Regions from separate parts of the Homo sapiens genome. Here region 2 is linked to region 1. The links are chromatin loops, found by intact Hi-C in ENCODE. Cell type or tissue: A673. All regions are shown on one strand. Links, peaks and the distances in the headings refer to the core of each region. The heading gives the core; the rest is flanking DNA.

Evidence for each region. Peaks named below come from ENCODE experiments on the same cell type or tissue, not always from the same donor. Only the 100,000 strongest peaks of a DNase experiment are listed, where the experiment ranks them.
Region 2: it touches region 1 in a loop (2.1-fold over the local background); 1 of 110 quality-filtered maps calls a loop at or near these places.

What each region holds. Positions count from the first base shown.
Region 1 is chr3:34,881,103-34,885,511 of GRCh38, forward strand. All of the region lies in intron 2 of LOC101928135 (a long non-coding RNA gene), which reads right to left. Among named protein-coding and RNA genes, the nearest start is that of LINC01811, 720 kb to the left of the region's middle. In A673, for the core only: a CTCF peak has its summit at 1,827 (motif pointing right); a DNase peak (open chromatin) is centred at 1,829; H3K27ac peaks cover 558 bases.
Region 2 is chr3:34,997,001-35,001,409 of GRCh38, forward strand. All of the region lies in intron 2 of LOC101928135 (a long non-coding RNA gene), which reads right to left. Among named protein-coding and RNA genes, the nearest start is that of ARPP21, 640 kb to the right of the region's middle. In A673, for the core only: no CTCF peak of the experiment used is centred there; DNase peaks (open chromatin) are centred at 1,451 and 2,121; H3K27ac peaks cover 3,602 bases.

The sequences.
Region 1 (4,409 bases), core at 271-4,270:
TTACCTTACTATTTTCTAATCCTTTAAAGGTAAAATTTGAGGGTCAGATGTGTCCTTTTTAAGCAATGCATAGTGACATTTGTCTGATGAAGTTAGGTCACACAGTACTGAGGAGTCTGTCATTGGCTGGTGGCTCACTTTCACCTTTACACCCACAAGTTCTCACTGACACCCACTCATTACTTTAAATGATTCTCTTTTGCAAACTAGACCTTCTGAGTATCGTTTCTTGGCAAATTGCACAGGAGTCTAGCCAATTAATGAGTAAGAAAAATTTCCTTTCCATTAAGTCTTAAGATAATAGGTTTTTGAATCTGTTCTATCTAAAAATTAGCTTTTAAGAGAGGTGTTGATATAAATATAATGAATTAATATATCAAATTTCTTATTAAATGTTCTTGATACTGCTGAATATACTGAAAAAAGTATGAAACGCCTCTATGAAAATTTATCCTTGTGACCTCATACAAATCCTTTGTGCCATCTGAGGCTTACTTACTGCATCTGTACAATGAAACATTCGCCTATCTTAGCCATAACATCCCCTGCCCTACTCAGAGGTTTTGCAACTCTGTGAACTCTAAATATAAGGCAGATCCAAGTACTCAGTTAGGATACAAGTATTTGGGGGATGATGCATAAACTTTCAGAAACATGCTTTAGAATTTAGTATGGCTTACCAATAAAATAAGTGATAAATAGTTTGAATAAACAATGATATTCTGTTAAATTCTTTATTACAGTGTACTTTATTGGATTTTTTAATGATGCAAAAATTCCAATGTGATGAGCCAATAACTCAAGACTTTTTTCAGATAAAATATGTATTTTCAGGTTCTAATCAGTTGCTTATGCATTTATCCATTCATGATTATTTACTTAAGTAAAACTGCAAGGTAGATGCAGTGTGGTGATATAAAAATGGAAACATGAGTCCCTGGAGACACTTGTTTGATAACTGTCACTAAGATTTGTTTCTCTGATACCAAAGAAAAGAATTTTGATTTTGGCCCTAACCAAGAGATATTTCATTAAACATTACTTTTATAGGGCACTCTAGGTGTTAGGTCAAAAATATGATATATGTATTTAATATAACAAAGTTCTTTTTATCTTCAAGAGAAATGTATAACGTTCAGCATAACTAATAAAGAAGTACTTTTGTTGTTGTTGTCGTCGTTGTTGTTGTTGTCCTTTTGGCAGAATATCTTGAGGAACATGTGTTCCATGGGAAAGTTTTGGGGATATGATGTGCTTGGTGGGTCTATAAGGTGGAGTTCAGTTGACCACCCTCTCTGGCCAAATGTTGAAGAGCCTTTTTTTATTTAAACAAACAAACCAACAATATCATGAAACAATTGTTTAAACTAAATGGAAATGACTTTTGGCTGATATCTTCTTTCAATGATTTGAACTATAGTGTCCTGCAACTATGAACTAAGAGTTTAATGAAAACATATAGTTAGACTTGTGGTAAACTTATGCAAAATTTCTTCTCTGAGTGGGTCACCAATTATTTTATAGGAAAGCAGGTTAATATCACATTTTTCTTGCTGTGTGTGCAAAACAGTCTAGAAATAAGTGCAAAAATGCCTACTGTACCCCTTTCACACTGGCCCTCAAAATAATTCTGAATAACATAATTAAAAGAAACTTGACAGAGAAGACAGAAGTCATTTTTAAAATATTTTAGATTCTAGGGTAATGCTGAATTAACTTTGTCCTTTCTATGTTTTTGTCCACGATGCCAATCCGTAGATATGATGTTGGCCCACATACTCCATACAGTTCTGCTTTGCAGCTGCAAAGTAGATGAGGGGCCAGGAGGGGGAGTAGAAGTTAAAATATTGCAGACAGAGCTACCCTAAAATTCATGATAAAATGATTAATGCTGATGACAGATGGAGAAGTAAGCAAGGCCAGCCAGAAAACACCACCAACTGGTACCTAAGGACAAAGAATGAGGACTTCCAAAATGACAAACAGAACAGTAATTGAAAAAAAATCACATGTGCAATTATTAAAAAGGGGAAACTGTAGTAGGAGACAAACCATTTCTCAAATATAAATGCAAATGGTGGTTGTATATGTTTCAGCCAGACAATGGTGCTTCAATGTATCACCGTCATGAAAGAACAATGAGGCTTAGGCTAAGTTTGTGTGTTGATTTTCCATGAAATCCACAAAAACAGGCTATAATTTTCAAGTAAATAGCTCTCCTATGGTAAAATACTAATGCTTTTCTTGCATACCTTTTCTTTTTTTTTTCTCTCAGAAAGCACAAGATAGATCCAGGTAGCCTTGCTGATGAATGTCAGATATTTTAAGCTTCCTTTATTATTTTTTATTTCTACGAAGAGTAAGGCAAGAGGGAATAGTGCTCCACATGATGATATCTGCTCCATTCTGAGCAAAAGTGCTTTTAAATCCCCCAAGCCTGGTCTCAAAATACTCTCCTATGTAAAATACCAAGGGAAAAAGAAAACCCTAGGGACAAATAAAGGATGAACCAGATGATGACATTTTTTCTTTTGATATTTTTTCCCTTTCTAAGGTTACATATGCTTGCCTTCACTGTCCATTACAAATATGCTTTGTCCTTTAACTGAGTCAGAATGCCACCTGGGTGTGCCACTTCCTCACAATTATGCTGTAAATATGTTGATTTATGCATACAATTATGCATCTTATATTATATTATGTAAATGTGGCTATAAACCTAATGTAGACCATTCTTCAGAAAGAAATTTTAAAAATTCCTTGTAAAAGTTATCATATATTATCAAACTTTTTTGTTTCTCCACAAATATATGTAAACATTGAAACCCTTAAACGGCCTGGTACATGAAAGTTACTCAATACTATTGACTTTGTTTCTTCTTATTCCTCTTTCCACCTCAGGCAGCAGACAGGAAAAGAAAAAAAAATACAAAAAGAATCCATGGAGATAAGAATTGTATGATTATTATAATGTTAACATTTGTATAATATTTTGGAATGGTGGCTTTTATGGCAAGTTTTACGCATGCATCAGCAGTTAATCAATCATATTAGACAGAACAGTATGAAGGGTAAAGTATTCAGGAGTCTCAATTGCTGCTCTCCACCTTTTCCCTCAACATTTCCCCACACTGTCTGAGATCCTTGTTGCTGTATGGATAATACAGCCCATGATTAGGAAAAAACATTCATCTTGACTGCAAAGTAGTATAGGGTTAGTTTCCAAAAACGAAAAATATGGAGAAAAGGAACATGCATTTTTGCCAGTTCTCCCTCTTACTGAATTTCTTGCTTACCTCAAGCATAAATTTCCTCTTTTGCATAAGAGGGATATGAATGTTTTGAAAATTCAGCAGGTAAAACATTTCAGCATATTTAGTTTGGGCCCTGGCACAGAGTAACTTTTGTAGCTGCTATTTGATTTAATGTCTAGAGAAAAATTCAGTATCACTGCCCAAAATGGTTATTCCTTAAAACGTCTTTGTTTTATTATAAAAGCGGTAAAATCTTGTGACAGAAAAATTGGTAAGTGGAGAATATTACAAAAATAGCTCCCAGTTATATTTTCCATAACACATATAATTTTGGGGTACTTTTTCTAGTTTTTTTCTTTTTTAATCTCATGGTGTTTCATTTTTGTCTTGGTAATCATTCTGTACACACAATTTGGCATACTCCATTTTTGTACTGTTTTTCATATTATTTCATAACCATGAAATTTTAATACCCACAGAAAACTTTATGTAAGAAAAGTGTATTTAATTATTTTAAATTGCCTCATTTAAAAATTTAAGAAAATTTTTAAAGCAAAATACGCTTGTAACAATTATTCTTAGGCAGCTATTAAAATAAGTTTATTGATTACACTATGTATGGGTGATATTAATTCACATCCTTGCCACAGAACTTTTTTTTTTGTTTATCATCGTTTCAGCATGAAGGGATTAGTGAAGTACCTAGTATTCAAAATATGCTATATTTGAATTACTTCTCAGCTAGAGTAAATGCAGTATGCCAAAAAGATAGCCCAAAGCCCTGGATACACTAACAAATGCATTGTATGTGGAAATGATAGATTTTTTCTGGAAGTAAATTATTCATCTGCCTGGATCTCTGAAAATATTAGCCAAGCAAAAATAGTTGCTGAGAACACAGTAAATTTTACAGTATATTTTTTCCCCTGACAAAATATTTTGAGAAATTTGTTGGTCAAAGAAATTTTTATTTCTCCTCCCATTCTTATTAAACATTATTCATAGAAAAAAAATTCATTATCTAAGTTCCATGGACCGCACTGGAGTTTCATGGATGGACATTGGGAGTTTCATATGTTGCTTAAAATTGTGCACCAAATCTAGAATTTTCGAACCTTTCTAGATTGGTCTTGGGAGACGGGCTTTACTTTTTTC
Region 2 (4,409 bases), core at 113-4,112, 120 kb after region 1:
GGAAGTCTAGGGATAAAGCTAATAAGGTGTTGGGGGAAAAGGGAAGAATTAATTGAAGATATAGCATTTGAATAGGCTTTTACAGAAAGGTCCAAGGAAATGAGAAAGGGCTATCAGACAAGAAACAACAAAGATCACACAATTGGAAAATGTCAAGAGTTGTCTCTGTCATGAGTCTTTCAGTTTCCCTTGAATGAGTGAAAGAAACTTGTAGCAAGAATTCTTGGAATGACAAGTCTAAAGCATTCAATGAGGAATCTTGAACATAGGCTTGTGCTTTATTCTGTTGTTCAACCTATGTTTCCTCTTATATAGTCATAGAATTGTTAATTGCAGGTGGAGGTGGGCAGTAAAAGACAGCATTTTTTTTTTACTTCCATTGGAGTTAGTGGTAGCCATGCGCTAAGCTCCAAACAATAGGGTGGAAATAGATGTAATATGGATAACTTATTTTTGTATCCATCAAAAACAAAACAAAACAAAACAAAAACAAAACATGTCCTCCCTCCCTTCTATTTTTCTTCTGGTAGCTTGGATGCAGGTGAATCCCTGTTGGACCATGAAACCAAAACAGTATATTTAGGAAAATAGAGTAATCTTGGGTTTCTAAAGATTAAGAAGTCATTATACCATCCCCGAACCACCAACCTGAATTGTCACATGGACATAAAATAAACTTCTCTCCTGAATAAACTATTATTGTTATACACGTCTCTGTTACAACAGGAAAAAAGCCTAGATTTTGATTAACATAATTTATATGAGAATCTTTAAAGAAGTGCTTCTAATCATGACAATTTAACTTAGAATGTGACAAATGTTAACAGTGTCTCAAATATAGTTGACCTTCAAAATGTTAGTTCAAAATATTACAGTTTACTCACAAAATATGTTGTCATAAATATTAAATTGTGTATGATAAATTTTGCAAATGTTCAGCACTCTCTGGACCCCTTCTTTTTTTGGGGCTTATGAAAACACTGCACTCCTATTCCCTTGAAGCTAGGCATGGTCATATGACCTGCACTGGCTAATGAACTACGAATAACAGGTGTTGGTGTTAGGACGTGGCATTTAAAAGCTTCATGTGAATCTCCTACTCTCCTTTGTGGTCTCTATTCCAAATAGTGGAACCTCTGTCAGTCTGATGCTGGAGAGTAAATAAGCCCACTACCACTCTTACCCTAGGCAAGCAACAATTAACATATAAGGGAATGAAGAGAGAAATAAATCTTCACTGAGAACTGGGAGTTGTCAGTATCCCCAATTTAACCTAGAGCATCCTGACTTACACTTGGAGGAATTCAAACTATGCTGCCTGTGAACTAGAGAGGAGATTGCTTTTGCTGAAAATATTGTTAACCCTCTATCCCCACCACTAGTTTCTTGTCCTTATGTTTTCAATGACAGAAATGAGGGCAAGATTTCAAATTTTTTTATTGTAATCCAAGGGGAAATAGTAAAATCAGAACTTGTTTGCTGACTCAAAACCCAGGGTACAACTAATGGAAATTGCACCTGGTTTTTATCATAGCAAAAAATTTCCCCCACTGCATCATATTTATATGAATACTGAGCAGAAATAGGTGCAAAAATGACATAATTTTTCATAAGGCAAGAACTTCTAAAATATATTTAAGAACATATTTCTTATATATTGCTTTATTCCATTTGGAAATTTAATTCTTCCATAAATTAATCTTTTCTTTTGCTTATGAAGCATTGATGTGAAGTTATTCAGAGTTAACTCAGTAAGTTATCAAGACACCATTCCTTCCATCTTCTGCATGTAAATACCAATTCAAATTGGGAATGGCTGAATATAAAATAAATGTGATGAGGAACCATGATTGAAACAATAGGTTGTGCTTTTGGTATCCTCTTATTTTTTTAGACCAAAAATACTATAAACTACAAAACAAAATGATAGTACACAGGTGTTGTTATTGCATTACAGACCAGTGTGGTTTTTAAGGTGGTTGCTATGGTGACATGATCATTTATAGACTATAATCCCATTAGGAGAAAGTAGTGATAAAGTAAGCTCATTATAACAAACCTTATATTGCTTCACTTCCGGTTCTGTTTGTTTTATGGCAAATTACATTAGTAGAGCTATGAAATAACAAACAAAGAATGCCATACTTAGTCATAAAATATTTCCGGACAGAGGAAATGAGGATTTTGAAAATTACTGCAGATGATTTTTTGAAGTGTTAGCAAAATTTGGCAAATAAATGCAAATTATTCAGCTTTAAAAGACTAAATATGGATGTAGTCCTTTCTCCTACAACATGATCTTAGGGTAGCATTTTTGGATATATAAGCCAATGGATTATTTATACACAACACAACTGGGACCTGACAGGATCTATGACTAAAGAAAGAAGTCAATCAGTGGGTTGACTGTCTGAAAATTAAAAGCAGATACAGTTTTACTGTTATGTGTTTTCTCTTGCTTTATTTCATTGTATAATTGTTTCATTGGTCAGAATTACACTAAAAGTTTTGGTTTTTTATTTTAGGAATGCTGATTCCACTAAGAAAAACCAGATTCCCACCAACATATCCTAATGAGCATACACATTTTTACATAAGAAGATATAAGAAATCAGCCACCTGACTAGGAGGGTCTGTGCTGAGAGAGTTGAGTGAATTAAAAACTTTATGTAGCTTCTATTCCAGGAAGATGGGGTAGACATACTTTTCCTATTCCTACCATCTAGTACAAACAAAAACCCTGGACACTCTATGTAAAACAAACCTTTGAAGATTCTGAAAGGTAGAGAGAGAAGACAGGTCAGTCAGGGGCCCTGGGACTGAGGAACAACCCAGTGCTGTGTTTCTCTTTTGTTTGATCGTTTCTTTAATTTTTCCTTTTATATCCTGGACTAGAAACTGCAGAAGCCAGCAACCTGGAAACATTTATGAGTGGGAACCTCAACAGCCTTAAGAGTAGCCTGCTTGCTGTAGTCATGGGGCCAGGAAAGGGGCAATCTAGCAAGAAAAAACAAAAAACAGCAGCAACAATAAAACCCTTAAGCTTTTAAATAATAACTGCTCTACTCTAGTCAAACACTCCAGGAAAACTGCAGCCCACCCCCACTCAGGCCAGCAAAGCCCAAGTGAGAGCCTAGACCTCTACACTCACCTTCATCAGGCTGGGATGAGGTGCCAGTAGGTCTTGTAGGGAGCTGGGACACCAGCCCTCCTGGACCACACCAAGCACCCTCCACAGAAGAATCAGTAGAGACCATCTAGGAATCTAGGCTTTTACTTCTACTCAGCAGGAATGAGGAAAATTGCAGAGGTCAGAGAAGACCAAGTGGAAGATCAAAATTTTCACTATCATGCAGCAGCAATAAGGCCACCTACTTGTGGTATAAGTTGGAGCCTTGTGGGGAGAAGTCAAAAGGTATTCCTGTCTTTCTTTGCTAGGGTAGTGAAAGCCAAAACTCCCACACCTGCCTAGAAGCAAGGAACCCAGCTATGCCCCTTATGCATCAAAGGAGGCTGAGAGGGGAAACTGGACTCTACCACCAGCTGGCAGTAAAGTAGTAGTGCTCCTTTGCCTACCTGAGGAGAACTCACGTTACCTTCATGGTAAAACAAATAGAATGACCACAGTTTTCTCAACAGAAACAGAGGAAGCTACAAGAAAGTGACACAATATTTTTCAAGTGCTGAAAGAAAAGATCATGCTGTACATTAGATCTCTAGAATGTATTCATCTCATAACTAAAAGTCTATACCACACATACACACGAATGGTGACTATGGGTGGTGGTGAATGTGTTTATTAATTTGATTGTAGCAATCATTATACAATGTATATGTATATTGGATCATCATGTCATAAACCTCAAATGTATACAATTTTTGTTAGTTAAATATTTTAAAATAAAAAAAAATTAACAGAAAAACAGTCAAACCAAAATTCTATATTGAGTGAAAATATCCTTCAGAAATGAAGGGGAAATTGAGTCTTTCTCAGATGAAGAAAAGGTTACATACTGTATACTTCCGTTTATGTAACATGTTTGAAATGACACATTATAGAAATGGAGATCAAATTAGTGTTTGTTTGAGGTTGAGAAGGGAGTGAGAGTGAGAGGGAAGTGGGGGTGGTTATAAAAAGACAATGAGGGCCGGGCACAGTGGCTCATGCCTCTGATCCCAGCACTTGGGGAGGCCGAGACGGGCGGATCACAAGGTCAGGAGTTCAAGACCAGACTGGCCAACATGGTGAAACTCCGTCTCCACTAAAAATACAAAAATTAGCTCTACATGGTGGTACGTGTCTGTAATCTCAGCTATTCGGGCGGCTGAGGGAGGAGAATAGCTTGAACCTGGAAGGCGGAGGTTGCAGTGAGCAGAGGATCACACCACTGCACTCCAGCCTGGCTGAC